Linked DNA regions of Homo sapiens: region 2 is linked to region 1. The links are chromatin loops, found by intact Hi-C in ENCODE. Cell type or tissue: heart right ventricle. All regions are shown on one strand. Each heading gives the region's core, and the rest is flanking DNA. Links, peaks and the distances in the headings are about the cores only. Region 1 overlaps LOC124907827 (a long non-coding RNA gene). Region 2 has its middle 260 kb from the start of CYP26B1.

Evidence for each region. A loop is a pair of places that touch in the nucleus more often than their neighbours do. Peaks named below come from ENCODE experiments on the same cell type or tissue, not always from the same donor. Only the 100,000 strongest peaks of a DNase experiment are listed, where the experiment ranks them.
Region 2: it touches region 1 in a loop (2.2-fold over the local background); 2 of 110 quality-filtered maps call a loop at or near these places.

What each region holds. Positions count from the first base shown.
Region 1 is chr2:71,709,859-71,724,752 of GRCh38, reverse strand. The region is part of intron 1 of LOC124907827 (a long non-coding RNA gene); the gene reads right to left. Among named protein-coding and RNA genes, the nearest start is that of DYSF, 250 kb to the right of the region's middle. In heart right ventricle, for the core only: no CTCF peak of the experiment used is centred there; a DNase peak (open chromatin) is centred at 7,692; H3K27ac peaks cover 2,332 bases.
Region 2 is chr2:71,875,506-71,890,399 of GRCh38, reverse strand. No RefSeq gene overlaps it. Among named protein-coding and RNA genes, the nearest start is that of CYP26B1, 260 kb to the left of the region's middle. RefSeq lists an enhancer at 8,743-9,942. In heart right ventricle, for the core only: no CTCF peak of the experiment used is centred there; DNase peaks (open chromatin) are centred at 7,169, 7,659, 9,009 and 9,199; H3K27ac peaks cover 637 bases.

The DNA of each region.
Region 1 (14,894 bases), core at 4,143-12,142:
ACTCATAGAAAATTTTCCATCTCTAAATTCATGTTTTATAGTTCTAGGAAATTTCTTATATTTTTCTTTTGGTAGTTTCATCTCCTTCCTTTATTCTATTTCTCTCTAGGACTTACAGTTGTGAATGCCACTCCTAGACTGATAATCTAACTTTTTCTGTCAATTTCCATTTCTTTGGTATTTTTGTTCTACCTTTTGGGAATTTGTCTTTACTTATCTTCCAACCCTTCTTCTGTTTTGATTTGATCTTTAAATCAAATAGGAATGTTATATTTGTATTTCTTTTTTATGTTCCTTTAAAAAATATAACATTTGATTCTCATTTAAGAGAGGCATTGGCTGAGTACAGTGGCTTACACCTATAGTCCCAGTGCTTTGAGAAGCCAAGATAGGAAGATCACTTGAGGCCAGGAGTTTGAGACCAGCCTGAGCAACAAAGCGAGACCCCATCTCTACAAAAAATTTAAAAATTAGCCAGGCATGGTAGCATACACCTGTAGTACTAGTTACTCAAGAGGCTGAAGTGAGAAGATCGCTTGCACCCAGGAGTTCAAGCCTATAGTAAGCTACAGTTGTACTACTGCCCTCCAGCCTGGGCAACAGAGTGAGACCTTGTCTTCTAAAAAAAAATTTTAAAATGGGCAGGGTGCGGTGGCTCACACCTGTAATCCCAGCATTTTGGGAGGCCAAGGCTGGCAGATCATGAAGTCAGGAGTTCAAGACCAGCCTGGCCAATATGGTGAAACTCGTCCCTACTAAAAATATAAAAAATTAGCCAAATGTGGTGGTGCATGCCTGTAATCCCAGCTACTCAGGAGGCTGAGGCAGGAGAATCGCTTTAACCCGGGAGGCGGAGTTTGCAGTGAGCTGAGATCACGCTACTGCACTCCAACCTGGGTGACAGCGTCTCAAAAAAATAATAATAAATTTAAAAATAAAAGTAATTTCACCTCATTTCATCATTCTGAAAATGTTAGTTGTAATTTCTGTGCTGTTTTTTTTCTTCATTGTTTCCTTTACCCTCCTTTTTCCTCTTTGTTTTGAACTCTGCCTTTCATGTTGAAGGACTTTCTTAAATGTCAAGTAATTATTAGGTCCCCATTTATGTCAAAGTGTGAGACATTAAAATCTTGATTGAAAGCAGTGGGAGAAGAGAGAAAGGTACCGACAGGTGGGCTTTACCATCGAGTGGCTGAGTGGGCTCACAGTTTCCCTGGGAGACCAAATGTCAACAACTCTTAAGTCTTTTCTCTTGGGAAAATCAAGAGAAGTTTTTCTGAGAAAACTTTTCCCAGGAAAGTTTCTTCGAATGTCTTGCTCATGTAATATTAACCTGGCTACCAGTATTCTGGGATTTGAATGAGAAGAGAGCTAACAGCCTCACCTTTCAGAAAACAAATTTATCCTTAATATCCCTGTTTTCAGATTGGCTCCTCTCTCCTCCCTCAACTGTGTCTGGTGCCCCTGTGCCCAGAACCTTTCTGGTTTAACATCTCAGAGCATAAACTCTCTGTTTTCTGCCAGCCTGGGAAGGGACGATTACCTGAATGAACAGAGTAAAGGAATACATCTGGGATGGGGAGGTTCTTACTGCTTCTTTAAAAAACTTGCAATCAACCCTCCCATTTTTCAGCCTTACTCTGAATCTGTGCCTTCAGAAGTAACTGGTGCCTCCAACTCCCAGTCCTCTGTAGGATTCTGTGGCTAGAAATAGTTTGCTACCTGTTGGTTTCTACCATCTACCCGCACACCCTTGCAGTCTTGGGTTTCAGTTTTCTGTGGTCTGCTAAGTCAGATACCATTCATCCATCTACTTTCTAATTTCCAAATTGTTAGCTTCTCTTATTTGCTGATGTTTCCTTTCCCATTCTCTTTTTCCTTGTGGATTTATGCCTTTAAAAAAAACTATATTAATGACATTTTAGTGGGGCTTCTGGAGGTAGCCAAAATAAACATGTGTGTTCAATCAGCTACAATTAAGAAGTTTAATGTCCCCTATTGTAGTTTAGGGCCAAAGTAACAGTTAATCATAAAGCATTCTTCTACCTTGCTTTGCCTGCCTTCTCTGTGCCTTCATCTACTGGAGTGGAAGACTGGTTGAGGTAGTCCTGATCACAAATCACCCTGTCTCACCATGACACCAAATCAAGTGTAACTTATCCATCATCCTAAACAAGCAAACATTGTCACCTCTAACATAGCCTTCATCACCACCATCACCATCAATCACTTTTATCCCCATCACCACCACTATCCTCACCTTTACTTCCCCATTACCTGCATCATAGCCTCCATTACCACTTTTACCACTACCTCTACCATCACTTTATGAACCTTCTCCATCATCTCCTCCATGATTTTTATCACTACGGTCACTTCTGCCACCACCACCACTCTCTTCACCATCATTATCTCACCATCAACTACACTGTCATCACCTCCATCATTTTCACCAAGACTTGAACCATCCTCCAGCATTATCTCCTTTAGAAAGATGTTTTACGTTCTTTATTGAATATATCCTTCTCTCATGAGTTGCCATAGTGATTTTCAGTAACATAAAGAAGTGATTTCCACATTTGAACACACATACTCTACTTCTTTCAGAAAAGAAAGTGGTAGAAAAGAAGTTACTGATTTCTCCAGCTCAAGTCACATTCATGGGTAGAGAGAAGGGGACAGGGAACATGTGTTGAGCCCTTTCTAGGCAAGAGGCATCATACTAGGTGTGTTAGAAAGAGGATCTTCTTGGGTAAGAATCATTGCCCCGGTTTTATAAGGAGGTAACTGAGATTCCCAGATGCTAAATAATGTACTCAAGGCCACACAGTTAATAAGCAGTGGAGCCAAGATTCCAACCCTGTGTGACTTCAAAGTCCATGTTCTTTCCATTACATTATGCTGGCAAGAAATCTCAGGAGCTTGGTTTAAGCACGATGGGATATGACTCTGAGCAAAAAAAAAAAAAAAAAGTCATAGTCATGGTCTCTAATCCCAGGGCAATCTGGTCTGATGAGACAGGAAGAAGCCCCTCTCTCAAACAAAGAGATAATCACTGTTATCTGATGAATAAGACTAAATTCCTGCCTTTACAAAGTAAAGGCAGACCCTTTACTTTGCCTGAAGTCCCCAGCAACTCTTCCCAATACACAAGCCCTGCCACCTCTCCCTGACCTTGGGTTCCCTGAGGGAAAGAGAAGGAGTGTGGACATCCAGTCCTGGGAATGCCTGGGGTTGGGAGAGCTGAGTTATTTTGGGATTGTTTACATTTGGAATCTTCCTGATCTTTGGTCCCAGAAAAACACCCACATGTTGGAAACTCTTCCGAGTTATTCACTGTTGGGGTTTTTCTTCATCTCCTTCAGCTTTTTCTTCTTCTTGGATGGAAAAAAAATCTGCTAGTGATTAGTCACAACCTGTGAGGCTCAGCTTTTGACAGCCCCACTGAGAAGAGAGAGACAAAGAGGCTCAGAGAGGGGCCCAAGGGCAGATGCTGCTGGGAAGGAAATATGGGTTCACAGCATTGACCTCCCCGGGGTGAAGGATGGTCCGTTCACCTCTATCTACCAGGGGACAACCACTCCCTGGATGTAGGGCCCTTAATGGCTGTTCCATTCCAAGCCCTCATCCCAACTTCACTGGGGAGCATGGGCCAGGGCATGTGTTAGAAAGAAGCCAGGGGGTCAGGACTGGACAAGCAGGCTACAGAGAGAGGAGAAGAGGAGTGGCTACCAAGAGCAAAGGATGCTTGCCCCATGGGGTCCCTTTGACCACAGCCTCCACGGATAACCCAGAGTGCCCCATATCAAGGTGGAAATAATAGCTGTAGATGAAAATCCCAAACCTCCTTGGGCAACCATGTGATCTCTGGCAGGTTTTATCACATCTTTGTTCTCCTGGAAATCCCAGGGTGTAAGTGGGCCTCCTGCTTTTTTGCAAGAAGGCTAAAGGTCGAATGGGGCTAAGCACTGTCCACTGAGGCCAGGACAAAGGGATATTGTTGTAGCTGAAGAACTAGGGCCTGGAAGTCAGATCTGGATTCAATTTTAAAATCTAAGGATTGTGAAACATGGTGGGGAGGGGGTAATAAAGGGAATTTGGGAAATCTCCCTTGGTGTAGGTCTTTCTAAAGAGGTTTCAAAGCAACAAAGGGAAAATCAATTTCAGTACAATAAGCAACAATACAGCAAGATGGCTTAATGTCAGGGAGATGGCAGAGCCTTCCCTAGGGTGAATGGGACCCTGGGCAAATATTTTCTTGCCAGGCTCCTGTCTATATAAACAATTGAGTCATTCAAAATCAGCATGTCAGCACCATTCTGAAAGCCCAATTTCATGTGATCCCACATAAAAAATTCTTCACCAGCCAGGGGAGCAATCCACTCACCAGACTGCCTGCCAGGAACCAAGTCCAGCTATGTGGCCCCAAGATGACTGCACAGGCATGAGGCCCATTGCTCCTTGGTACATCTAGTCAACCTCACACATGGGTTTGAGTGTCAGAGGGTACCCCAAGGAGGAGAAACAGGGACTGGGGCCCACACAGGTGCCAGTTCAAGCTGAGGATGCCCCAGCTAGATGGCACTGCCAGTCCTGGTCAGTTCCAGCTACAGATAGAAACCTAGAAGATTTCAAGGCGAGTGCTACAAGGCATGAGGTCCTTCTTGCCCAGGTCTTAGGGTGGTCCTGGGGCTGGAGGCAGTAGTCTCTCAACAAGGCTCTTTATACTTCTACAGTGAAGGAGGCTGAGGGGCAGGCAGCAACACCAGGTTTTCAGTCCAAGCTCTGTCTGTTATTGGCTATGTGACCTCAGGTCACCCTCTGTTCCTCTCTGAGCCTCAGGTTCCTCATCCATAAACCAGTGATGGCAATGCCCACCCCATAGAGCTGTTGTAAAGACTAATAGTCCAGTTTCCTGATCCTGCCTTTGCCTGCAAAGAGCCGACTTGCCTATGGGCAGTGTGGCCCAGGTCTAGAATCTTGGCCCTGCCTCCAGGGGCTCTGGGGCAGGCCTGTGCTAGCACCATTTCTCCTTGTCCCTAGTGCTAGCCTTGGGAACATGGCTCAGCCTCATTTGAAAAGAGGGGCCGCCAGGCCAGGGGGGAAGCACAAGGCCAAAGTAAAGGCCTGTTATCCAAAGTAGGCAGTCGAGGGCAGTGAGTCCAAGCTGCGGGTCTGACAGGAGGGGAGGAAGGCCCAGGCTGGGTCACCAAAGCAGGGTGCTTGAGGCTGTTATTCCAGCAGAAATACTGCCAGCTTGGACTGATGGAGACAGAGAGGAGAAAATAGGAGAAGGCAGCCTGACAATGAGAGCAGAATTGCAGTGATACAGCCAAGAGCCAAGGAATGAGGAAAGCATTCACCCTGGAAAAAGAAAGGAAATCACTTATTCTTTATGGGAACTACAGGGCAGGGGGCTGAGGAAGGTTCTCGTCTGGGGGTCATGCTGACCTTGTAGGAAAAGGAGGTGGCAGCTGAGCCCTCGGAGAAAACTATTCAAAACTGTTCAAGCCTCCATCTCCATCCAGTGCTATGTATGACTGAATCCTGGTGGTTGCTGAGCACAAGTCCACATTCTCTTCTACAAAACTGCCCCAGGAGCTGGCTGAGGAGCAGCCAGGACCTGGGGCCAGCTGGGAAGTAGGGATCTGGAATAAGCTAAGCATGCCCTCTCTCTGTCTCTCTCTTTCTCTACTGATTACCCACCCCCACTCTCCAATACTAAGGGAAAATCCCCTCTGATGGCACCTGCTCTTGCCTGTGGAGATAGATGGAGGTCCCCTAGGACCTTCAGAATTGTCAAACCAAGCTAGAACAGCCCCCAGAGGAAAACACAAAGGACACCCTTGGCAACGACCCAGCAAGGACTCCCCTGGAGCCTGTCATGGAGACACTCCATGGACTTGCCATCTCCACAACTCTCCCCTGCCAGGCAGCTAGCTTGGTCAAACACTGTGGAGCCCTCTGCATTCCCAGCCTGGGGAACAGACCCCTGCCCAATTCTCACCTCCACTAGGGAATGCCCCACTACCCCATTTATGGCCACTTTTTAAAAAAATCCAAAATGTAGTCTGTCAAAGAATCTTTTATCTTACTCGAAAATTTAAATGAAAAGTCTTACCAAGATATAAAAGTCAATTTCATCTCATTACAGTACACATTTAATGTACCAACATTATCAGAAAGAAGAGGCTCTTCTGTACATAAATGGCCCCAGAGCAAGGGGTGGAGCTGCAGGTGCAATGCCATAGCTGGCAATGCAGTCCTGTCCTGGTGACAGAGTATGGGACAGGTACTGGCCCTACCTGAATAGGGGGAAGAGCTAAGTTCCTGCTGAGTTTAGAGTTCCAAATGGGTGGAGGAGAGGTCTCCATAGTTGTATCCCAGATCAATCAGTCATCCAGGCCTGAGATTTGCCAGAGTGAAGGGGAAGGGTGACAAAGACCACTGGGCGAGGAGAGCAATGAAAGCGTCTGCACCCAAGGGGAAAACGGAGACACAGTGTATGGGGATTGAAGCCACAGGACTGCTGGGGTTTGGCCAAGTTTGGTGACATCGGGAGGCTACGACCCCTCAGGTCAACCAAGGCCTTTCTGCTCAGAATGTCATTCTCATTTATTGTGATAATGAATGATTGAATATCCTTTTAGATCACTCTCATACCTAACAGCTCCAGAGAGGGAGGCTGTACATTATTTCTGCCATTTGACAGTGGAGAAACTGAGGTGAAAGGATGGCAGCATGTCCTTCCCCTGCACCACCCTCTTCAGAGGCAGGAGTGTGGTGAGGAGCCTAGGGCAGCTGTATGGCGCCCCCAGGGCCTGGCCCACCCCAGCATTTGGGTGGAACCCTGACATCCCTCCTTACCCTCCCCTGATGGAGGGAAAAAGAGCCAAAGTTTCCCAAGCCAGGGCATGAGAAGATGGCTCTCCCCAGGATAGGAAGGGCCACTAGTCACCAGGAAGCAGCCCAACCATTTTCACCAGGCACCCTTGCCCACACTCACCAACCAAACAGCCTGGGTCAAGGCCTCTGACCTGGGCCTGTTCTCCGTGATAACTGGCACCTTGGGAAGCAGCCCTCATCTTGTAGGAGAAAGATTTAGCCTCATCTTGGGTGCCTGTGACCAAATATGCCCACTTCATCCTGCTTAGGCCACTTAATGCTGAGATCAAACCTAGGCACAGTCCCACCAAAAGACCAGGAGCTCCCAAAAAGCAAATTGAACTGTTACGCATTTACTCCCAAGACTAGTTCTTGCCCATCTATTTCCTGTTTGCCATTCAGTGAATGAGCCTGAGTCTCCCCATTGCCCAGATGGAGAAAGCAAGTCCCAGAGACATCAGGTGACTTGCCTGTCAGAAGTGTTCTTAGTCCTGGACCTCTGGCCTCCCACCCTGGGGTCCTCTCCTCCAGACAACCTCACCATGGCCTCATGGTGTTCACCCCAAGTAAAATCCTGGAGCCAGGACAGGAACTGGGACAAAGAGGAGGACACTGGGGCCCAGGCCTTGACCCCAAGTTCCTATTTATAATCCTTGTTCCGGAGACGGCCACTTAAACACACATTCCTGATAACTGAATAATCTTTGGCACCAAGCAAAAAATAGCCTGTGGCCCAGACCACAATTGCACAGCTGGAGCAGGGTGAGCAAGGACGGCGCGGCCCCAGTGGGACAGGACAGGCTGCTGAGGGGGAGGGGTGGCGGGCGGGGCCGGGTTGGGACAAGTGAGTGGGACAGCAAATATAGCTGGTTAAATATAGCCTTGCCGACCCGGACACAGTGCCAGACTCCTCTGCAGTGAGCATTTCCCAAATCGGCTAGCATCTCCTGTTCCCAAAGGAAGTGATATCCAGAGGCCTGGAGGGGAGGGGCTTGAGGGGCCTCGGTGACGATGGACCCCAAGGCTCAGGAGAAGTCTGCAGACAAACCGATGCTCTGCCAGCGTCTCCTGGAAGTGCCACTTTGATGGAGGAAGCGTGGCTGTGCCCTGAGGTGGATAACAGAGGTTATCTCTTTCCCCAGATGAGCTGGTCAAGACCCAGACACCTTCCCATCCCCGGAGGACTGACACTGAGGCCTTTTCTCCAAGAGGTCTCAAGTCAGAAATGGAAATGAGAGAAATGGAAAGTTTTGAAGTCCAGAGCCCAGAGGGGTCTCTGAAGCAAGCCAGGGTCCTGACCTAGGTGGGGGCCTCAGAGATGGCAGCCATGGACCTCCCTACCCATACCCCCTCCTTCCCCTGAAGGATCCTGGCCATGCAGGCTGCTTGGGCTGACAGTCTTGCAAATCTTTCTCTGCACCAAGCAGTTTCCTCTCAGGGCCCCTCAAGTTGCTCCTTCAGGGCCAGAGCTTGGTTCTGAGTTGTGAGACTTGGAGAATCCGTCGTGTGCCCACCTAAGGAGTTATGACAGTGGTAAACAAGGCAGACAGCTCCAGATCTCAGCCCCTCTGCATGGTGGTGTCTCCTACACTCCCTGGAGGTCCCAGGGAGCATCTCACTTGTAGTTGAGAACAAGCCTCCTCCTCATCCATGTCTACTCACCTGTAAGCCACCTGAAGAAGGCTCACCCCAGCCCTTGCTGCCATTGTCCCCTGAGACCCCATCCATACCCAGGTGTGTCCCCAAGCTCACAAGGTCACCAAGCTGTACTACTTTTCTGCCAGCCCTTCCTTGGCTGGAGTCATCAGGGTCCCATGGGGAATTTGAGGAGAACATCCCTGTCCTCATTACTATCCTCACTGCCTACGCCTCCAAATCCCACAAAGCCCAGCACTTTCTCTCTAAGCAGGATATGATCCATACTTATCATACTTCCACCATTCCTGCCTTCAGCCTCCTTCCAATCCGGGGGAATCCTCCTTGTATGTGCTCTTGTGGGAAGTAGTGGCACACTCTCCCCACTCAGAAAGTAAGATGTGCCAAGCCCTCCCCATCACTGTTCCTGACAGTCAGGCCAGGTACTCTATGTCAGTTCAGCAAGGACCCTGCAGAGAGGAACTGCTAAACCTCCCCAAGCTGCGGCTGTTAAGGTTTCTGCAGTTGTGTGGGGGAAGGGGCTAGGGCATGCAGGGTCGGTGCAGCCAACTTTGGGGTCCCAATGTCAGACACTGGGCCCTTCATTCCACAAAGATGCCCCAAGAGCCCACAATATGCCAGGCAGCACTGTGTGTATCGGAGGGAATGAGACCCAGGAGCTATTCTGGCAGATGCTCAGAATCAAGTGTGCTGAGAAGGAGAGCGTGAAGATGAGGGACGTACAGGAAGCCTAGCCAGGGGATAGGGTCAGGAGAGCCTCTGGGTGGCAGGGGCCAGAGGGGTGAGGGACTCCAGGTAGGACCCCTGTGTATAAAAGGGCTCCAACTGCAAGAAAGGGGGCTGTTTGAGGATGTGAAAGAAGGGCAGCCTGGCTGGCGCTCAGAATGAGACAGAGAGAGACAAGAAAAGACAAGAGAGACAGGAGGAGGCTAGAGAAGTGTGTAGGGGCCAAATCATGCCTTGGACTCTGTGTTAAGGGAACTTCTCAGGGCAATAGGAAGCCACTGAAGGGTTTTAACCAGGGGGTAGCCTGATCTATTTATATGTTACAAGGATCCTTCCAGCCACAGTATGGAGAGTGGATCGGAGAGGGCTTGGATGGGATGTGGGCAGGCCACTTAAGAGGCACTGTGGACATCCAGGGGAACAATGGCAGCAGCCCGAACTCAGCTGATGGAGGTAGGAGGTAGGGAGAGGTAGGCAGTCCCAAGACATCAATAGGAAACAGAAACCACAAGACACAGTGAATACTTGGAAGACAGAAGGGGAGATAGAAGTAAAACACACATTCATTCATGTATTCAGCAGCAATGCAATGAGTGTCTAACGCACATCAAGTTTTTTGCTAGGCACTGAGGATACAGTAGTGAGCAAGACAACAAAGTCCCTCCTCCTGGGGTTTACACTCTAATGGCATGGGAGCAATGTAAAATAAATAAACACACACAATCATAAGCCACAGGCCAGGAAGACAGAACAAGTTGAAACTGTTTGCAGCCTTCCAAGCCGCTTGTTGTCCCTGCTTCTCCTTCTGGAATAGGCAGTTTCTGGGACAGCATATTAAAAGACATGAGCTTCAGACAAAGAAACTGCTTGATTGCCACTTTCCTTGGGCAGAGAAATTACCTTGAGTGAGGTCCCTGGTTATTTTAGAGGATGAGGTTGTCATTCAGCCTTGCTAAAGGCTTACAAAGAGTCCATAGTCAGCTCTTCAGATGTGAAGAGCCCTAGCCATGGGCCACATTCCACTCCAAAGCCTGGCCTCCAGGTGTCAAGCCCAGAGTCAGGAAAACCATTCGCCATAGCCCTCCCAAGGCCCCTCAGACTGAGGCCATATGCAGGAGGCCCGCCAGTGAGAAGCTAAGGTCATCCAGTTATGGGGACACATGGCCCGGGAGCCCTGCTGTCCACTGCCCCAGGCTTCACCAAGGAGTTTGGAAGTGAGAGATGCTAACATCGGGATATGGCAAGAGTATCCATCAGAGGAGTGGGCGGGAGACCTTTCAGCAGCTGAGGCCTCGCTGCAAGTCTCATCCACACCAGCTACACTGAGGATCAACTGCTTCCCAGCCACACTCAGCCCTGATTCTAGTCACATCAATTTGACCTCAGACTGACCACAACCATGGCCACAGACCAATCCCGAAACTGACTCAGACTGATTCCAGTCCTGGCCAAGACTAACCTCTGATACTGGCCACAAAACTGACCTTGTCCAAAGACTAACCCTACCCTGGCTACAAAACTCACGCTGACTTGGACCAGAGACTGACTCCTGACCTCTGAACAGGGTTAGTGGTATGTACCATGCCATCACAAGCCTCACAGGGCCCACAGGTGACAGTCTGGCTCTACTTGAGTGACAGCCACATGTGCCAGAAAAAGGAGGATCTGTCCTGTGCAAACCTAGGGTCACCTACAGCAATCAGGCTCCCAGGCAAGAGGGCTCTGAAGCAGCATCCAGAACACCAGAAAGAAGCCACGCAGTTGTCCAGCATACCAGCTTATTGGCCTGTGGATCTTTGCAGGGCAGTTCCCCGCCAGGCATGCTTCCTTCTCCTCTCTGCTTACTCTAATCCTGCCACCTGCAATCTCACCCACCCTAGGAAGCTAAGCTGACCGCTCCACATAGCTTTTCAAAGATCTTTGAAATGGGCAGGAAATGTCTTCTAAGAGGGCTACTGAAGAGTGTCTTTCTCCAACCTTTCAATCCAAGAGTGGATGCAGGACCTGCCCCTTCCTTCCTCCAGCAAAACTCAGTGGAGACCAGCCTGGAGTTTCTAAAATAAAGTTTCACTGTTTTCTTGTACATATCATTGCTCGGGAGAAATCTGGTGTCAATTTGACTTGGATTTCCTTTTGTAGGTTATCTGTTATCTCTCTCTAAATAAGGCAGGAAGAAATGGGTTTGGGACCAAAGGATCAAGGAGAGGCTCATCCCTTGGGACAGCGGGTATGGACAATGAAGTGGGAGCCTGGTTGAGGGTTCCTGGGTCATGCTGTCCCCCACACTCTCCGCTGTGCCTCTGCTCCAAGCGCCACTTGTTCTTCCTGCTGTCGTATTCCAGAGCCTCCAGGTTCCTGGGAACCAGGATGCTCTCCATACACAGTCCCTATTCTCAGAGCTCTGGACCCCCCTTATTTCATGTCAGGGGGCCATCCCCCATTCCTGCATGGCTGGCCAAGGGACCTTGCATATATGAGTACCTCTTATGCAGAGTGTGTGAATAATTGTATCCATGCATGTGGATGTACATGCATGTGGATATGAGTGTGTGCATGATTATATGTTCCCATGGGTGCATGGATATGCCTGTCCATGAACATGGATGGGAGAGTATGTAGAAGGCATCTGTATGTATGTGAATGTTTGGTATGCATGTAGACCTACATGAGGTATGTGGGTATTTGTGAATGTGTTATGTTTCTAGGTGTGTCTATATGTGTGCATCTGGGTGTGTGTGTATGTGTTTTAGATGTTGCTCTTCCATCCCTGAGCAGCAGTGTTCTCCTTGCGAGAGACTCCCTCCAGTGCGCCCTCACCTGTGTTTCCTACATACTCCTCGGACGGATGTGGCGGATTCCCAGCAAAGCTTCAGGGCTTGGGTTCAGTGGGACAAGATCCCAGGCCTCCCCTGTCTGTGGACAGTAGGCTTGACAGAGCCAGAAGCCTGTCAGCAGTTCAGTGACCATGGGTGGCCTGGAGAAATGGGAATATCAGAAGCCTTTGGGGTGGGCTTGTGCCTCAAAGTTGTTACCCCAGTGCCAAATCCAAGTTCAAGGGGCAGTTACTGCCAGTATATGCCACCTGCAGCTAAAATCCTGCCCCCAGGCCCCAAGACCGCCAGTATGCAAAGTACTAGCTCCGGCCCCTACTCCGCCCCAACATCATCACTAACTCCAAGGTCCACCTGCCCCACTCCACCCTCCACACACACCCTTGCAGAGAACAGAAAGAAACAGCCTGTGTGTCTTTTACCCCCAGGAAGTTAAGGCTTCCCACAGTTGGGATTCTGAGCAAGCCTGAGGGGTAAAACCAAAGAGCACCAGTGAACAGATCCTGCATCCCTCCCTCTCAGCCCTGCCCACCCGTGAAGGAAAATCAGAGGCTTCAGAAACTATTTAGGGTCCTACCCCACCCTGAAGGCTAGGAGAGATTTTTAGAAGGTGAACTGACTCCCTCTAGCTAGCTTTCAAGTTCTGGAAGGAGTCTAGGATCTCAGCACACAGGCTCACACACTGATCTACACTATCCTTCCTGCCAGGTGGAGGGAGAAGCAGAAAGTGAGACATCTTGGGAGTGCCGTGAGGCATCCTGGGAGGGTTGTGAGGCATCCTGGGAGAACTGTGAAGCATCCTTGGACGGTTGTGGAGCATCGTGGGAGAATTGTGAGGCATGCTGGGAGGGCAGTGAGGCATACTGGGAGGGTTGTGACGCATCCTGGGAAGGCTGTGAGGCATCCTGGGAGGATTGTGATGCATCCTGGGAAGGCTGTGTGGCATCCTGGGAGGGTTTTGAGGCATCCTGGAAGGGTTGTGAGGCATCCTGGGAGGGCTGTAGGGCATCCTGGAAGGGCCATGATACATCCTGGGAGGGCCGTGGGGTATCCTGGGAGGGTTGTGACACATCCTGGGAAGACTGTGCAGCATCTTGTGCAGGCCATGAAGCATCTTGGGAGGAGTATGTGGTTTGGGTCTGGTGCCAGCTGAACTGCTTGTTAGCTTCGTGACCTTTGGCAGGCTCTTTTGTTTTCTTATATACAGGGATGAAATCATTTGAAATCCAAATTGGAGCACTCTTGAGAGTGAAAGGGGGGTAGTATTAAGTATACCCAGAGAACAGGTATCACCTCCAAGTGTTGGAGGGAAATGGATCATATGATCACCCTACATCATCTAGAGTAGTGATGATGATGATGATGATGATGATGATGATGATGATGATGACGACGACAGAAAAGGACTGTCCCTGGTAGATGTTCAGGCATTTCTATTTGGCCTGGAACCAGGGGATGAACATGAAGGGAGGGAGAAATGACTGCAGACACTCCCTGCACCTTCCCAGCGTTGGCAGCCTGCCTCCCAGCCCCTCTGTCCCAAAGCCTTCTGCCCTCTCCCTGCCCTGTTCACCTCCACTTGCCCCAACTCTACAATAGCACTGATGCCTTTAGCAGTAGCCTACGTTTATCTCCAAGCGAGTGCGAGGTTCAAAGATCAGATAAATTTTCTGGCAGACATGGGCTGATGGCAGACTGCCAGAGGTGGGAAGGGCCCTGCAGGCGTGGGGTCAGTCGGGTTATTTTGATTTCTCCATACGGAGTGAGGGGATCTTGGGAAAGAAAAATCTACAACGTGGAGGGAAAGAGACTGAGTCTCCGATGAGCTGCACTTGGCTTTGCCATCTAGATTGGAACAGGAAAGGAAGAAGAAAGAATCCCCAGGGCAAAGAGCTGAAAAGGCAGGGAGGAGAAGGAGCCAGGGAAAAAATAAACCTGGAGAACCTATTTTAAAAGTCATTCTTTTTGGTTCCAGCTCTCCCCCACCACACCCCAAAGCCCAGGCATTGGGCCACAGGGTGTGGGGACAAGGTGTGTGTGGTCAGTGATGGGAAACCCTTAGACATCCAGAACAGCTGGGGAAAGGCCAGGTGGAAGTGACGCGGTGGGCAGGGCCAGGCAGAGGTCACCACAGCCAGTCCCCTGTCTCCCCACCCTTGAGTGTGCCTTAGACTTTTGCCTTAGACTTCAAACCTTTTTTTAAAGTGATACACATTATATGCCACAACCCAGGATACACAAAATTTTCCTCCAAAATACTTGCCCTTATTAAGTTGATGATCCTATATTTTTAATTCTACTGTTTTATTTTTTTTTTTAACACTGATTGTAACTCACGACATTGCTTTCACAACCCAGTATAGGTCAGGACATGTGGTTCTGAAAAATCACTACTCCGGACTGGTACTTCTCAAACCTTAATGTACCTGCCAATAAATCACCTGGGAGCTTGTTAAATGCATATTCTGGCCCAAATGGACTGGAATGAGACCTGAGACTCCGCACATCTAACAAGCCCCCAAGTGACACCAATGCTGCTGGTCCTCAGACCCTGGAGTAACAAGGCCCTGGACCACATTTCCTGGGCAGTACCAATTTCAGCAAAGTGTTTTGGGGATCATGCATGAAAAGTCAAAGGGGAAGATGGAGGGTTATCCCACTGAGGGCTGTCCATCATTCAGCCTCCAGGCAAGGCTGCAACTGAAATGCAGCAAAGACATGGTGCCATATGATGGCAAAGAGCTGCCTCCAGGGATCCAGATCAACTACTATGATCTTAGGGCCAAGTGAGGGTAC
Region 2 (14,894 bases), core at 3,247-11,246, 170 kb before region 1:
ATGACGCAACTCTAAGAGAAATGAATAGCCTATTGAATGAAAAGACTTAAGATGCAAATAGATCTTGAGAAGTTGAAGGATGGACTATAACTCTGCAGGATGAAATGTTACATAAGGCATTCAGTTCAAAAAATCAACTGCATATGGACAGGATGGGGAAGCCTTGCCTTACTTAATAGCTGCTCATGTGAAACAGACCCAGAGACTCCAGTTGACCTCAAGCTCAATATGAATCATCTGTGCAGTGTGGCTGCCAAGGAGAATCATGCAATCTTGGGCCACGTTAATAGAAGTATAATATTGAGACCCAGGGAGGGGCGTTCCCACCAGGTTCTGATTAGTCAGACCACACTGGGAACATTGGGTCTAGTTCTCCAAGATAATTTCTCAGTGGAACATTGGCAAATTCTTTCCTTCATAAAACATTTATTGAGCACCTACTATGTGCCCAACACTGTACTAGATGTGAAGGGTACATAGATGAATGAGGCATGCTCCCTGCCCATACAGAGCTCATAGTCTAATGGAAGTATTTCACACAGCATTTGATAATTTACAAAGCAATACTTATAAAGCAAAATATATTCAATCAGCTAGGCCTAGGGTCCTTGAAATGTTCTCAGGCATCACATAGAACACATAGTCTCTCTCTCCCTCTCTGTGTATTATCATGGTCTTCATTTGAGGTAGAAGGCTAACCCGGCTCTCTCCCCTCCACCTGCCCTTCCAAGTCCATCTCATGTGATTTTGTACCTCGAGTCCCTTTACCCAGCCCAACTATCAGGTTGCAGACTCCTCTCTCCCTGGCTTTGAGCTGGAACACCCTTAGAACCCCAGGGTGTGTTTGCTGTGGTGGGTATGCTGTGGTGGGTGTGATATCAAGGGTGGGCCCTTGGTATCAATCCACTGGGAGTGACACCTAGTATCACAGAAGCTGGGAAGCTAAAAGCTACATTTCCCAGACTTCTCTAAAGCTATGATTCTGGATGCAAATCAGGTTTTGCCCCCTGGATGTGGGATTTGGAAAGTGGAATTGCAGCAAGTGCTATCTTCCCACTGCTTTGGCTCTTGCCTTGGGCAAGCATAACTAAGGCAAGCAATGTTCCAGTGTCCAGTTGTGCCCATCAGAATGGGCTACACTATGCTAAGAAATAAGCAAGCCCCACATCACATGGGTGGTTGGGGCTGCTGGCCTCTGTTTACCACACTTGGGAACCCAGGCTGGTGGAAAAACCATCACTTGGAGCATTGAGGTCACTGTGACAAAGGAAAGAGAGAATACAGAAAATTAAAGAATAGTACTTAAAGCTTCCACTACGAAGTGGCACATATTTCATTGAGTCACAGGGTCACTTAACTCCAGGGGGGCAGAGAAGGCTAATCCTACCATCTGCCTGTGGGAGAACTAGAAACACTTGGTGAACAACCCTGATGACCACGACACCAGTCATCAGCTTCTGAACACTGAGACCCACTTGTGGGGTGGTGGAGGTGACTTCCTGACCCCAGTCCCATAGAAGCCTCCTGACTCCTCACCGTCCTGGTTTTGATGGGCGTACAAGCTCCCTTGGCCACATCCAGAAAGTATTTCCCAGAAGGTCAGCCTCAATCCCACTCTTCCAGCCCCTCTAGTGATTTTGTAATCACCTAATTACTGGTGTTAAGTCCCTTTCTGCTTAGCAGAGATTCAGTGTCTTCTGTTTCCTGCAACTGAACCGTGGTTGAGACATGCTGCCTTCACACCCTGCCCTGATGTCCACGACCACTCCTCTCAGCCCTGACCTCACTTAGCCCTCTGCACAGGGACCATCAGCTCCTATTTACCAAGGAAATAAATGAGGCCCATGAAATTCCAGTGACCTATCCAAATTAACAGAATCCGAATGTGGTAGAGCTGGATCACAAACCCAGCTCTCCTAACAGCTTGTTACCAGCTCACTCCACCAAACCACAAGCCATGTTCAGAGAAGTGCACTATGAGGAGGGGACAAGGGAGGCCTGGGCATGCATCTCATAAGGAAGACAAATGACAGTTTGGGGAGAATGGCAGACAAAGAGTTGACTTAAAATACTTTAAAAAGGCACGAAAGGAGATTGCATTTTATTTTATTTATTTTTTTTCCTGAGATAGAGTCTCACTCTGTCACCCAGGCTGGAGTGCAATGGGTTGATCTCAGCTCACTACAACCTCTGCCTCCCAGGTTCAAGAGATTCTTCTGCCTCAGCCTCCCGAGTAGCTGGGATTACAGGCTCATGCCACCACGCCTGGCTAACTTTTGTATTTTTAGTAGAGATGGGGTTTCACCATGTTAGCCAGGCTGGTCTTGAACTCCTGACCTTGTGATCCATCCATCTCAGCCTCCCAAAGTGCTGGGATTACAGGCGTGAGCCACTGTGCTGGGCCAGGAGATTGAATTTTCAAAAAACAAAAAAATGGCTACAACAATATTTCTGGTCCAACATGTTCTTCCTGAACCTTGTTGTCTTAGTCCGTTCTCACATTGCTATTAAAAACTACCTGAGACTGGGTAATTTATAAAGAAAATAGGTTTAATTTGCTCACAGTTCCACAGGAAGCATGGCTGGGGAGGCCTCAGGATACTTACAATCATGGCAGAAGGCAAAGGGGAAGCGGGCATGTCCTAAATGGATGGGACAGGAGGAAAAAGTGCAAAGGGGGCTGTGCTACACACTTTTAAACAACCAGATCTCGTGAGAACTCACTCACTATCATGAGAACAGCAAGGGGGAGGTCTGCCCTCATGATCCAGTCACCTCCCACCAGACCTCTTCTCCAACACTGGGGATTACAATTTAACATGAGTTGTGGGCAGGGACAGAAATCCAAACCATATTACCTGTCATTCCCCAACAAGAAGTGGCACCTATTTCCCCTCCCCATGAACCTAGGCAGGCATGTATGACTGTCTGGATGAGTAGAATGTGATAGTGATGCCGTGTGACCGTTGTGGCTGGGTCATCAAAGTCACTGCAGCACTGCCTGGCTCTGCTGGAATGTTCACCCCAGAACCTCGCCACACATTGTGAGGAAGCCCAGCACACAAGAGGCTGCACATTAGTTTTCTAGCTTATAGCACCAGCTAAGGTCCAGCCAACAGCTGGCAATGACTCTCAGACATGTTCATAGACGGACCTTCAGATGCTTCTAGCCCCAGCCCTTGACCCAACCCAGCTAATGCTGGGTGGAGCAGAGACTGCCTGTCTCCACTGAGTTCAGCCAAAATATCTGATTTGTGAGCAAAATAAATGTCACTTTTGTTTTCAACCAGTAAGTTTTGTTACACAGCAATAGGTAACCACGATAGGTGTCCACATTCAAGAAGAAGTCAGCTTATTCTACATAGCTGTTCATTCACTGTGCTAAGAATTTCTAAGTAGCTGCTGCTTGGCATTGTTGGATCTTGGAAGTCCAAAGGTGACTGAGACACCCTCCCTCACCTCAATAAGGTGTGGTCTTACAGGGGAGATATATGGGTAATGAGGCATTACAGTCCGCTGATTGCTAAAAAGGGCCGATGAGTACAACACCAAAGCAAGTTCAATGGGCTCTGATTGGGCGAGTCAATAAAGGGTTCACAAAATAACACCTTGTGAAAAGGAGGAGTCCTGTGAAAAGAAGTGAGGAGGGCATTCTAGCAGAGGGAACAGCAAATGCAAGAGCTTGGAGGTGTGACTGAGCATGGCACATCCAGAGAAGACAGGGAGGCACTCAGTGGACTGTGGAGAATGGAGCGGAAGGCAAGAAACCAGAATCAAGGAAAACCAGCAGGAGGTGGTCATAGGGGGTTTCCTGTGACCTCCCTGTAGGAGGTTGTCCTGCAGGATCAAGAAACAGAAGTGATTTTGGAAGGAGAGTCAAGGTGGTTGGTGACAGTCTAGATGGAAAAAGTGAGGAACAAGAAAGCAGTGATGATGTAGAATTTCTGGCAGAAGAAACTCTTTTGTTGAGAAGAGGAATTCTGGAGGAAGAGTGACTCAGGAAGGAGTTGATGGGTTTGTTTTTATATTTGCTGATTAAGAGGTGTAAACGAATACCTAACTGGAAGTGGCTTAGAATAAAGGCACATGTTATCTTATATAGCACACAATCCCAGGGTTCATTCACTGATTCAATCACATAATGACAATATTCTCTCATACTTTTGGTCTGCCAACCTTGGCACCTTAGGTTTATTCCCTCATGGTCACAAAGTGGCTGCTGGAGGTCCTGGCACCACCTTTAAATAGTAACTTCCGGCCAAAGGGAAGAGCTTCCATTCCTGAGCCTATATTAATAGAAAAACTTTCCCAGAAGCCCCTCGGTCTGTTGATCAGGATGAAGTCATATGCTCACGTCCTAGCTGCAAAGGAGGCTGGGAGAACAACTCTCTGGTCTTCACAGCCTCCATGTGGGAGGTGGATTCTGACAAAAAGAAAAAGGGCAGTGAAGGATGAATGGCTGTTGGGAGAGCATCAACCAGGTTGGCCTGTGCAGTATCCAGGTAGGAATGTCGGGGAGTCACATATGCAGGTCTGAGACCCAGGAGAGCAGTCTAGGCCAGAGAGTTTAAAGGTAATGTTGTTATATATGCTTTTCCAATATCTTTTGAAGGCTGTGCTAAACATTTTATGTAATTATCTTGTTAATCCTTCTAATAGTCTAGAGGACTTGAGTCCAGGCAACTGGAAGCTCTCTGCTTCTTTGAAACCATATGGGTTCTTCTTGTTCCTCTGTGGAGTGGACAGAAAAGGTCCCTGAGGAACCCAGTGCTCCTCTAGGCTCTCTCCCCATCTGACCTGGATGGATAAGTACAAATAATTGCTCTCTTATGCCTGTGTCCTGGGCATGGGAAAGCAGAGCCTCATTTAGTGAAATTCTGGTGGCAGAAAAAGGAGATCCTCTGAGGTAGGGTTGGGGTGCTTGTGGGAACCGCTCAGCCCTAGACATATGAGGGGGACCTGGAGCCCAGATACAAAATACTGTACTTCTCTAGGGATTTTTGGAATCATTGAAATAGCTATGGTGCTGGGCAAAGGAGGAGGAAAGATGGAAGGAGGAGGAGAAGAGTGAGAGCTGAGTTCCCCTCTTGCCAGGGGACAAGATGAGTTGAGTCAGTGGGATGGACTTCTGATGGCCCCGGGCTCTTTCTCTGTATTCCAGTTGCAAATGAAGGTGGGGGGGGGGGTGGGCAATGCTGCTGCCTAGGCTGTTCTTGGGAAGGGATTAGAGGACACAGGAAAGGGAAAGAGCTAAGTGACCCCAGTGGGTGGTCACCACTGAATGTTACCTAGGGAAGTTAGCCACTAAGAAGATAGGACTTCAATATGGACTTGGTCTAATTTGAATTCTATCACAGAGGTTTTTCCTTCCAGGCTTACCTGAGATTGGGCCCTACGCTTACACTAGCTGAAGTAGCTCGGCCTGGGTAGAGCGACTGTAGAGCTCAGAGCCCCTTGAGGGCATTCATAGTGATAGGACTTCCCAGGGGGTGTGGGAAGTCATTTAGGGTCCAGCACAAGCTACTGGACCCAGTGTCCGGCATCATCCATGGCCGTGGCAGATACTCCACATGCCCACCAGCATTCCGTCTGTTCCCCCATTTGTCCTGCTCCCCTGCAGGTAGAGCAGGGCCATGTGGCTAGTTCTGACCAGTTCATCAGTGAACAGTCTCATCACCCACCCCAGTGAATGAGAAGTCTTCTGATGAGATGACAAAGCCCCAGATTAAGCCAGCCCCAAACAAGTTTGAAAGATACTTGCCCTGAAGAGTACTGCTGCAGATTTTCAGTGAGAGGAAGATAAACCTTTGTTGTTAAGATGTAGGGACTATTTGTTATGTGGCATAACTTCACTTATCTTTACCAACACACAGACATGAAATATGTGTGCAGTACGCAACCATTGAAATTAAGCCAGCTGCTGACTCATTATTTGAACTTGAGCCAGTCCCTTTGTCTCTGAGATTCAGTTTCTTCATCTGAAAACTGGAGGTGGCCACATTTGCTTCATAGGAGTGTGCAAGGACTGAAAGTGACAGTGCTTGGCCCATGAAGGGACACATACTAGATGTTCCATTCTTGTTGATTTCATCCCCCTTCCATGAATGGATACAGAGAGGTAGGAGGCGAAGACCCTGACCTGGAGGAGGTAGGTCCCAGTGTCAGCTGGGGCACAAAGTGAGATGGGCAATGCAACATCCCTCCAGGTGGGAAATGACATTCCCTGAGAATCAACTGAATGTGGGGCTGGAGCCTCCATTCCGTGATGGGTATTAAAGTGGGGATGAGGTGAAGCCTGTCCTGCTTTGGTAGGGCTCCCCCTGCCTCTTCTTCACTGTCTCAAAACTGGACGGAAATCCAGAGGTCTTCCTAAGAGGGGGCCACTTTGCTCCTTTATGCTCCCACCTTCTCCGGGCCTCCTTCAGGAGGGAAGTCAGCATTCACGGTTTTCCTAGGCTTCCAAATCATTCTGGAGATCCCTCCGTAGAGGTGAGGGAGAGTTCCAGGAGATTTCTGCCAGACTGGGTCCTCTTACCTGGTTGTGATAGGAAATCTTTGCTCAGAGGCTGCTGTTGTTCCCATGTGCCCAGCTGTGGGTGCAGAGACTTAGGAGAGGGATCATTTCCTGGTGGGAGGGGGTGTTTGTGGGGTCTGCTGATTTCTCAGGTGGTGGGCTGTGAGCTGGATGAAGGTGAGTCCCACAGGGCCAAGGGCAGGCCCACAGCCCACCTCCACGTGTGCAGGAACACCTGAGCGATTCTGTAAATATGACAGACTTGGGTTGCAGTTTCTTCCACAATGCTAACTTCTTGTGTGGTCCTGGACAAATCCCTTATGCCCTCTGTTTTCACCTTTGGAAACTGGAGAACACGCACACCTATCTCACAATGCCTGGCACATGGTGGATCCTCACAGCGTAGTCAGCCACAGGCCAAACCTGCAGTCTGGTGGGGCATCCCACTGGGAAGCACAGCCCCAGCTGGGGACTAGGAATGGGGACGACTGGTCAGCTGGCTCTGCTCTGGACAAGGACAGCAGGGCTGGATGTGCAGCGAGGCAGGCAGGCTGGGCAGGAGATAGGGTGGCTCGCTGCCATGGCACGGGCATCCTGCGTGGCCTTGGAAAGCTGGCTGCTGCGCCTGGCCTCCCTCCCCAGCTGTTCCTTCTGTTTCAGATAAATAGTTTCCGCCTGAGCAGCCTCCTCCCTGCCACCCCCAGCCAGCTTCCTGTTGCAACACCTCAGCTGGACAGTAAACACAGGCCCTATCTGTCTCTACCACATCCCTGGCTCCCTGCCAGCCACAGGCTCACCCTCTTCCAGCCCAGCCCCAGCCAGATGTGCCCGAGGCTTCCACAGCTGTTCCCTTGACCCCTGAGTCAAAGCTCTCTCTGTCAAGGGATTGCCCTGTCCCTTCCTACCCTTTCCATATTAGCTCTGCCCTCTCCTCCCTATCAGGGCAGGAATTGAGACGGCGCTGGGGTTGCCATTTAATTGTAGTTTTCTCCTCCACTCTCCACTCCTTAGCGGCCTCTGCAGTCTCCAGCCTTTGGCAACACTATAAACAATGTCCATTGTGTCTTCACTGTGCCACCAGCACCCTGCATCCCAGATCCATTGGACTTGTCTCCCCTGCCAGGCACCCAGGACGTCTGAGTGCTCCTGGACTCTCCTGACTGGGAGGAGGAAGTCTAACAGGCCCACCCGCGTGAGGTGCTCCAGACTCAGCACCACACCCCTCCCAGGACCCATCTTCCTTTTAGGCTCACATATGGTCTTACCTTCCCAAGAGGGGTCACCTCCATCCTTTCTGCCCTCACCCTGGCCCCATCCAAGCTCCCTGGAGGGTGAGGTCCCCACACTCATTCCCACCGGGAGAAGAAGGCTTCTGTTGTCTCTGGGGCTCTAGGACCTTCTGGGAGACAGGTCCTAGTGTTGGGCATGAAGAAAGCAGGGCCTCTTTCTGGCCTGTGCAAGAGTTTGGTGCTGTAGGTCCAACCTTTCTAGGCCCCCACCTTCTCACCTTAGCATCCGGCCATGGCTTCAGCATCCCTGGGAGACAGTAAGGATGTACCTATCTGTCTGTTCATATGGCCCTAACAGGACACCAATGGATACTCACAGTTGCATCTCTCTTGTTCTTTCTCTTGCTCAATTTCCCCCCATTCTCTCTCTCTGTCTCTCTCTCTCTCTCACACACACAGACACACACACACATGCATGCACACCAGCACACTAGAAGAAAAGGAGGGGGTGCAACATTTTCAATAATCTTTTAAGATAATTTGACACAATGGTCATTCAGACCATGATGAAAAGATTATCTGGGGAAATGATGTGAAAAGAAAGATTCTTCTGCTCAGAATGCAGTGGAAACCTGAGGCTCAGCCTGAGCTGGGGAGAAGGCTTCCTCCCAGCCATCAGGGCTCAGGTTCCAGTCTCCCAGACCCGAGCCTCAGCCCCCTGCACTGAGCTTCAGAACTTGGCCTGGCTCCTGCTCCTGCACCAAGCCTTTCCAGAGCTCACCTCTGTTTCACCACAGTCCCTGTGTTGCATCTTAAATCCCTTTTCTGTAGTCCCAGAGATGTTTCCTCAACTCATTGTTCTCTCATTTGCCACAAGGTCCCAGTCCCTGAATTGATTGTGCAGGGTCAAGGACCTGATTAGAGAAAAGGACAGCTAGAGAAAGGGACTTAGAAATCATTCTTGCTATCCTCTTTTTTTTATAGAAGGACATAATTGAGGACCAGACATACTAGCTGGTAATGATAGCAGCTGAAATTTGCTGAACATTTAAATGACTTGCCCCAGGACACCCAGCGACTAAGTGATTCTCACCTGGGTTAGTCTGACTTCAAAGTCCAGTGCCTTAAACCACTAGCTGTACTGCCTTCCCTGTAGAAAGGAGATTTGTGAAGCAACTTGTCAAAAATCCCAGAACAAATTTTGGATGCAGCTGGCCCCAGAACCAAGGTTGCTGTCACTAGCTGTGCACTGTAAAAGGCGAGGACCTTGGTGAGCAACTGTGATGAGGGCAGGGCCAGACCTGGCCTGAAAACCTTCTGCTGCCTCAGGTCCTGGTTCCTTCCTTCTCAGACCCAGTTTGGCTCTGGTCTGGGAGAATGTCTGGAAGGGACCTGGGAGCCCATCTTGCTAACACTTCACTGTGAGTTGCTCAAGGTCACGGGAGAGCTGGGGCACAGCCTAACTCCCAGACCAGCCCTCTCTACCCTGGCTCCATTCTCTGACCCCTTCTGTGATGGGCCAGGGCTTTCCAGGGCCACGTCAGCTCCAAGACTATTTTGGTGGTCAAGATTTGGTGGCAAGTCCCAACAAGTCCTCTCTGAGGGGTTAAGATTAGCACAGGGACCTCAGCTATGACTCACAGAGGTGGCTGGGGTCAGGCCAGCCTGGCTCCTGTTACTGCTGTCCTCTGATTCACCAGTGGAAAAATGTTTGGCCCAAGACCTTTCCCCAGCTGCCAGCTTCCTCCCTCTTCCAATCAACTGGGTGCTGAAGAGTGGGGATGGGGCTTCCCCATTCCTCAGCCTCAGAACCTGGGCTACCAGCAGTAGCTGGGCAGCTGGTTTGGGTTCAGGGATTCCCTTCTTTGGGGCCACTCTGATGTTCCCAAAACCTTCTCTCATTTTATCCATATTCCTGGTCTCCCCAATATCTAGCCAAAGGGCTGCAGTCTACCTTCTCTGCTTCAGCGAGAAAACCCCAGGTCAGGAGGGGCCTGGTGCAGTCAGGTTCTGTCTCCACCCTGCTGAGACCTCTCAGAGTTCGCTGCACCTATTCAGGTGTGATGGCCTCCCTGTAAGTGTAAGGCATGCACCATGTATGTGTCTCATGTCACTCTCACAATCTTAAAGTCAGGGAGGTGTCAGTGAATTAGCTGTGTGTGTGGGTACACGTGTGTGCACGTGTGTATGCACACATGTATGTAGAGGGAGCATGAGGAAGGAAACTAAAGGGCAGGCCTGGATAACCCATAGGGCTCCTAGCACCCTGAGTTCAGAAATCCCAGGTCAGTGCTGGCAGAACTCAGTTTTCACCATCTATAAGAGAAGAGTTTGGACTTGATGGCCTGGAAGTGTCTCAGCCCTGCAGGCCAGATTTTCCAGAGCCATCTGCTTCTCAAATGCTTTGCCTCCTGAACCACCCTTGGTCTTGTCACACACAGACGTGGCTTGGGGCTACAGATAGACAGTCATCATATTCCTAAGCTCCTTTCCAGGTCTGCATCCTGGAAGCACCTTTGAAGGGGCAGCCACGGCCGTCCGCCAGGCATCCCTGACCTCTCCAGAAGGCAGAAGGGAAGAAGCTGGAGGAAGGGGAGGGGCTGACTTCCGGTAAAACCTCGTGATTTCTGCCAACAATCAATCAGCAGCCGCCTTTCTGGCCCCACCCACTGCCACCCCTGCCAGCTTTGGATTCAAGTTGGCTTTCACCAAAGGCCTCAGAAGCCCTGGAATGGCGAGTGCAGTGGTCATTGTGACATTTCTTTTTCCTTCTCTGTTTTTCAAGAACATGGCAGAGACGTGGCTGCTGTGGAGCTGTGACTCGTGAATGGAACAGTCCTGGTTGGAAGGATCTGGGGCCTGGAATGTGCTGCTGTGGGCATCAGTGGAGCTGCCATGTGAAAAGGATGCCGCGTCCCCCTCCCCAGCATGGGGCAGTGAGCAGGGGCAGTGAGCAGGGCCAGCAGGGAGCAGCCTTCCCGGCATGCTGTGCCTCCAGGGACACAAGGGATGGAGGGCACAGTGGGGTAGGTCCCGGCAGGGAGGAAGGGTACCTGCTCCTGCCTCTTGCCTGGCATGAGGCCAAGCTGGAGAAGGGTAGTGGGAGCCCAGAGCCATCTCTGCAGCTGCAGAGTCCCTGGGACCACCTGCCCAGGAGCCCAAAGGCTGGTTAAACAAAGCAGCTAGCCCTGGAGAAAAGGCTGGACGGCAGCCCTTCAGAATACTGTAACCCTTCTATGCAGACAGACGCCGCTTAAATAATCAACAGAGGATGTGAACAGATGCTCCAGCTGGGTCAGGGTCCCGATCTCACAGGGTGGGGCTGGTGGCCGTGTGAGCTGGTGCGCAATAAACAGCAGTGTCCCTCCAGGGGCAGGGAGTGGTGTGGGCGGATGATGGCTTTAGATGGATAGTGTCAGCGGTGAGGAGGGATTGTTGTATAGAAGAAAGGATGATTCGGAAACCATGATGGAGCCAGAGGGAAGGGGAGGTACTATGACATGTCAAGACAAATCCACACAAGTGGGATCTCCTCGCCCATGAATGAGTGGTCCCTGTAGCCCCTAGTCACTGAGTGCTGAGGACACTGAATCCTCAGGGTGTGTGGCAGGCTCTGCTATGGTGGGTGGCTGCACCCTACAAAAGCTTTAGCTGAGCTGGGGCTCCAGGCAGGTCATGGAAGCTATGGCCACACACAGGGTGGGCTCAAGCCAGGGCAAGAGGTTGCCTCTCTGGCTCACCCCAAGCCTGCAAGGCAGGTTTGGCTGTGCTGCCCAAGGCCACCCTGTGTGTGGGGAGCACAGCTGGTCTGCCTGGAAGAGCCCGGCATGACCCGCATCCTCCCCACTTTGTTCCTGTTGCCCCTAGGGACCAGTGGGGCCAGTTCAGGTTGTTCCAGCTGACATCTATCAGCAAACAACACACCCACCCTCACTGGCCAGGCCTTGTTTACACCACCGCCTTGGCTCCAGACCTGAGCATCACAGGACACAGGGTGGAAATTCAAGGGGGATCTCATAACACTGCCTGAGAGGAAGCCCATCCATCAGGCGCCTCCCAGAGTCACACAGTCTCTCTTCCATTGAGGGGAACAGCAGGTGGGGTCTGTGGGTACCTCTACAATCTTCTGCATCCTTGTCCCTACTTTTGATGGGCTAGTAACAGGGCAGGCACGTGGATAGTGGAACAGCAAGATAATTGAGATGACAGAGACCTCTCTCACATCAGAAGGAAACCTCTGGGACATCACTGTCACCTTCCAATGTCAACCTCTGTACCCACTTCATGGTAGGGGATCCCTATGATTTCTAGACACAACAAACTCATCCCTGCTTTTGGGACACTTCTCCACCCCAGCCTGCGTTGCCTAGATACCTGCTACATACCTGTCCAGGCTCAGTTCAGATATGACTCTTCTAGGAAGCCTTCATGGACTGCCCGCCTCACAAAATTTGTGTCAGGCACCCATGTTCCTCTGTGCTCCCACAGCCCCCTGGGGATCTCATGCTGTAGCATTTGTTCCTCTCCGTTGACATTGCTGAGATGACCACATGAACTCTATGGCCTGCCTGCTACCCTGTGAACCCCGCACAGAGTGCTGGGGAAGAGATGAAGAAGGCACAGTCTCATCCATCCCCAGTTTCTAGGATGTCTTGTCCGTGTGTTAGTGCTATAACTGAACACCACAGACTGCACAATTTATAAAGAATAGATATTTATTCAGCACATTTTCCTGGAGGCTAGGAAGTCCAAGAGCATTGGCACCTGCTTCTGGTGAGGGCCCACCTGCTGCGCCATGACACAGCGGGAGGCATCACGTGGTGAGACAGAGCAGGCGCACTTGCTCAGGTCTTCTTCCTTCCTTCCTTCCTTCCTTTCTTTCTCTCTCTCTCTGTCTTTCTTTCTCTCTTTCTTTACTCTCATTCTGTCACCCAGGCTGGAGTGCAGTGGTGCAGTCTCAGCTCACTGCAGCCTCCACTTCCCAGGTTGAAGCAATTCTTGTGCCTCAGCCTCCCCAGTAGCTGGGATTACAGGCGCCTACCACTGTGCCCAGCTAATTTTTCTGTATTTTTAGTATAGACGGGGTTTTACCATGTTAGCCAGGCTGATCTCGAACTGCTGACGTCAGGCGATCTCGAACTCCTGACCTCAGGTGATCCGCCTGCCTCAGCCTCCCAAAGTGCTGGGATTACAGGCATGAGCTGCCGCAGGAGGCCTCTTCCTGTTTTTATAAAGCTATCAGTCCTATTGTGGAGGCCCCACCCTGATGACCTTATCTAATCCTAATTCCCTCCCAAAGGTCCCACTTCCAAATACCATCAACGTATACATTTGGGCATTCAGTTTCCAATACATGAAATTTGGAGACACATTCAAACTACAGCACAGAGAAAGGCAAATATCTAAATTACTGTTAGAGAATGATGGCCTCACTCATGCCTGTGGTTGACCTGCCAGCAACTTTTCCTTCAGCTTTATCACCATCATCATGACGGTCACCAACCCCATCTTTTAGTACAGCTGTATTGAGGTATAACTGAGCATATAATAAGCAGCACCTATTTTAGGTGCCCAGTTTGATCATGTCTGACATATACATACATCTGTGAAACCATCACCACAATCAAGATAATGAACATATTCATCATCTCCAAAAGTTTCCTCCTGCTCCTTGGTAATCCCTCCCTCCCTCCCCTCCAACTTCCACTCCTTGTCCCTGGCAGCCACTGCTTTGCTTTCTGTCACTATAGATTAGTTTGCATTTTCCAGAGCTTTATATAAATGGAATCATACAACATGTACTCTTTTTCCTGGCTTCTTTCACTTAGCATAATTATTTTGAGATTCTTCCAAGCTGTTGCATGAATCAGTAGTTCATTCCTTTTAATTGCTGACTAATGTTCCATGGGATAGATATACCAGAATTTGTTTATCCACGCACCTGTTGATGAATATTTGGGGTTTTTCCAGTTTGGGGCTATTACAAATAAAGTTGCTCAACATCTGCGTATGAGTCTTTGCACAACTTTGTATAGACATATGCTCTCATTTCCCTCATCACTGCCTCCCCGCATGGACACCTCCAATGTGGGAGCAGGGACCCTGGTTGGGAGGACATCCTGAGAGGGATGTGGGAGAGGAGGAAGGTGGGAAACACCTTGCTGAGGCCTGGCTGGGGCCTTGTACAGGCCCCCAGGGGGAGAGGTGGGGCATCCTGGGAGGTGCCAGCTTTCACACACCCCACACACCCCTTAGGGGCTCCTGACTCGTCCTCCCCAGGGTCTCTGCCTCCACAGGTGGCTGCTTATGGAGCAAAGTTTTAGAAGCTTCCTCACTTGTCCCCCATTTAGAATGGAGAAATATCCACCAGCACCATTCTATTCCCACTGGGCAGAAGGCAGGGACCCTGCCTTCCCTCCCCAAGATTGACATCCTTCATTCCTAAGGGCGCACACACACACACACACACACACACACACACACACACACACCCTCTGCAGCAGAGGGACAGGAGCTGCCGGGCTGAGGGCTTAGAAGGTAAGAAGTCCCTCAGACTCCCTGCAGGTTCTGGCTGGGAGGTGGAGTTGACCTGAGATTCCTGCTCTCACCTGGAAGCAGCTGCCCAGCCCAGCCTCAGGTGACCGAGTGGCAGCTGACATACTGAGGAACTCGAGAAAGCCCATCGCTTTCCTGGCTGCTTTTAATCCCTCAGTCTCTCCCTCTTCCCCTGGACCTGAGGTCCAAAAATCCTTTGTGCCCCTAAACCTCCCACATTGGGCCTCCCTGAACTCTTCCCCACCTGGACAAACCCCAATTCAAACCCCTCTCCCTCCAGCTAGCCCAGCCACGAGCTACCCCCTTCCTTCACTTCAGGGCCTCCCCATCTTCAAAGTGAGCCATTGCTGTCCTTGGGCCCATTCCCAAGGCCATTCTTGCTTTCCTCCCCCTTTAAGAAGTTTCCTTTGATCAACTCAAGTCAAATCAACCTGATTTGCCAAACTTTGCCCTTTTTCCCCCGAGGCCTGTGTCCTGAGGCGGCCCCCTTGCAGAGCCTCAAGGAGAGAGAATGGGATTGTCAGCATCAAAAAGGTGACCTCAAGGTCCCCTTCTCTTCCTGCAGTCTCACCTGTAGGCACCAGGGAAGAGGACCT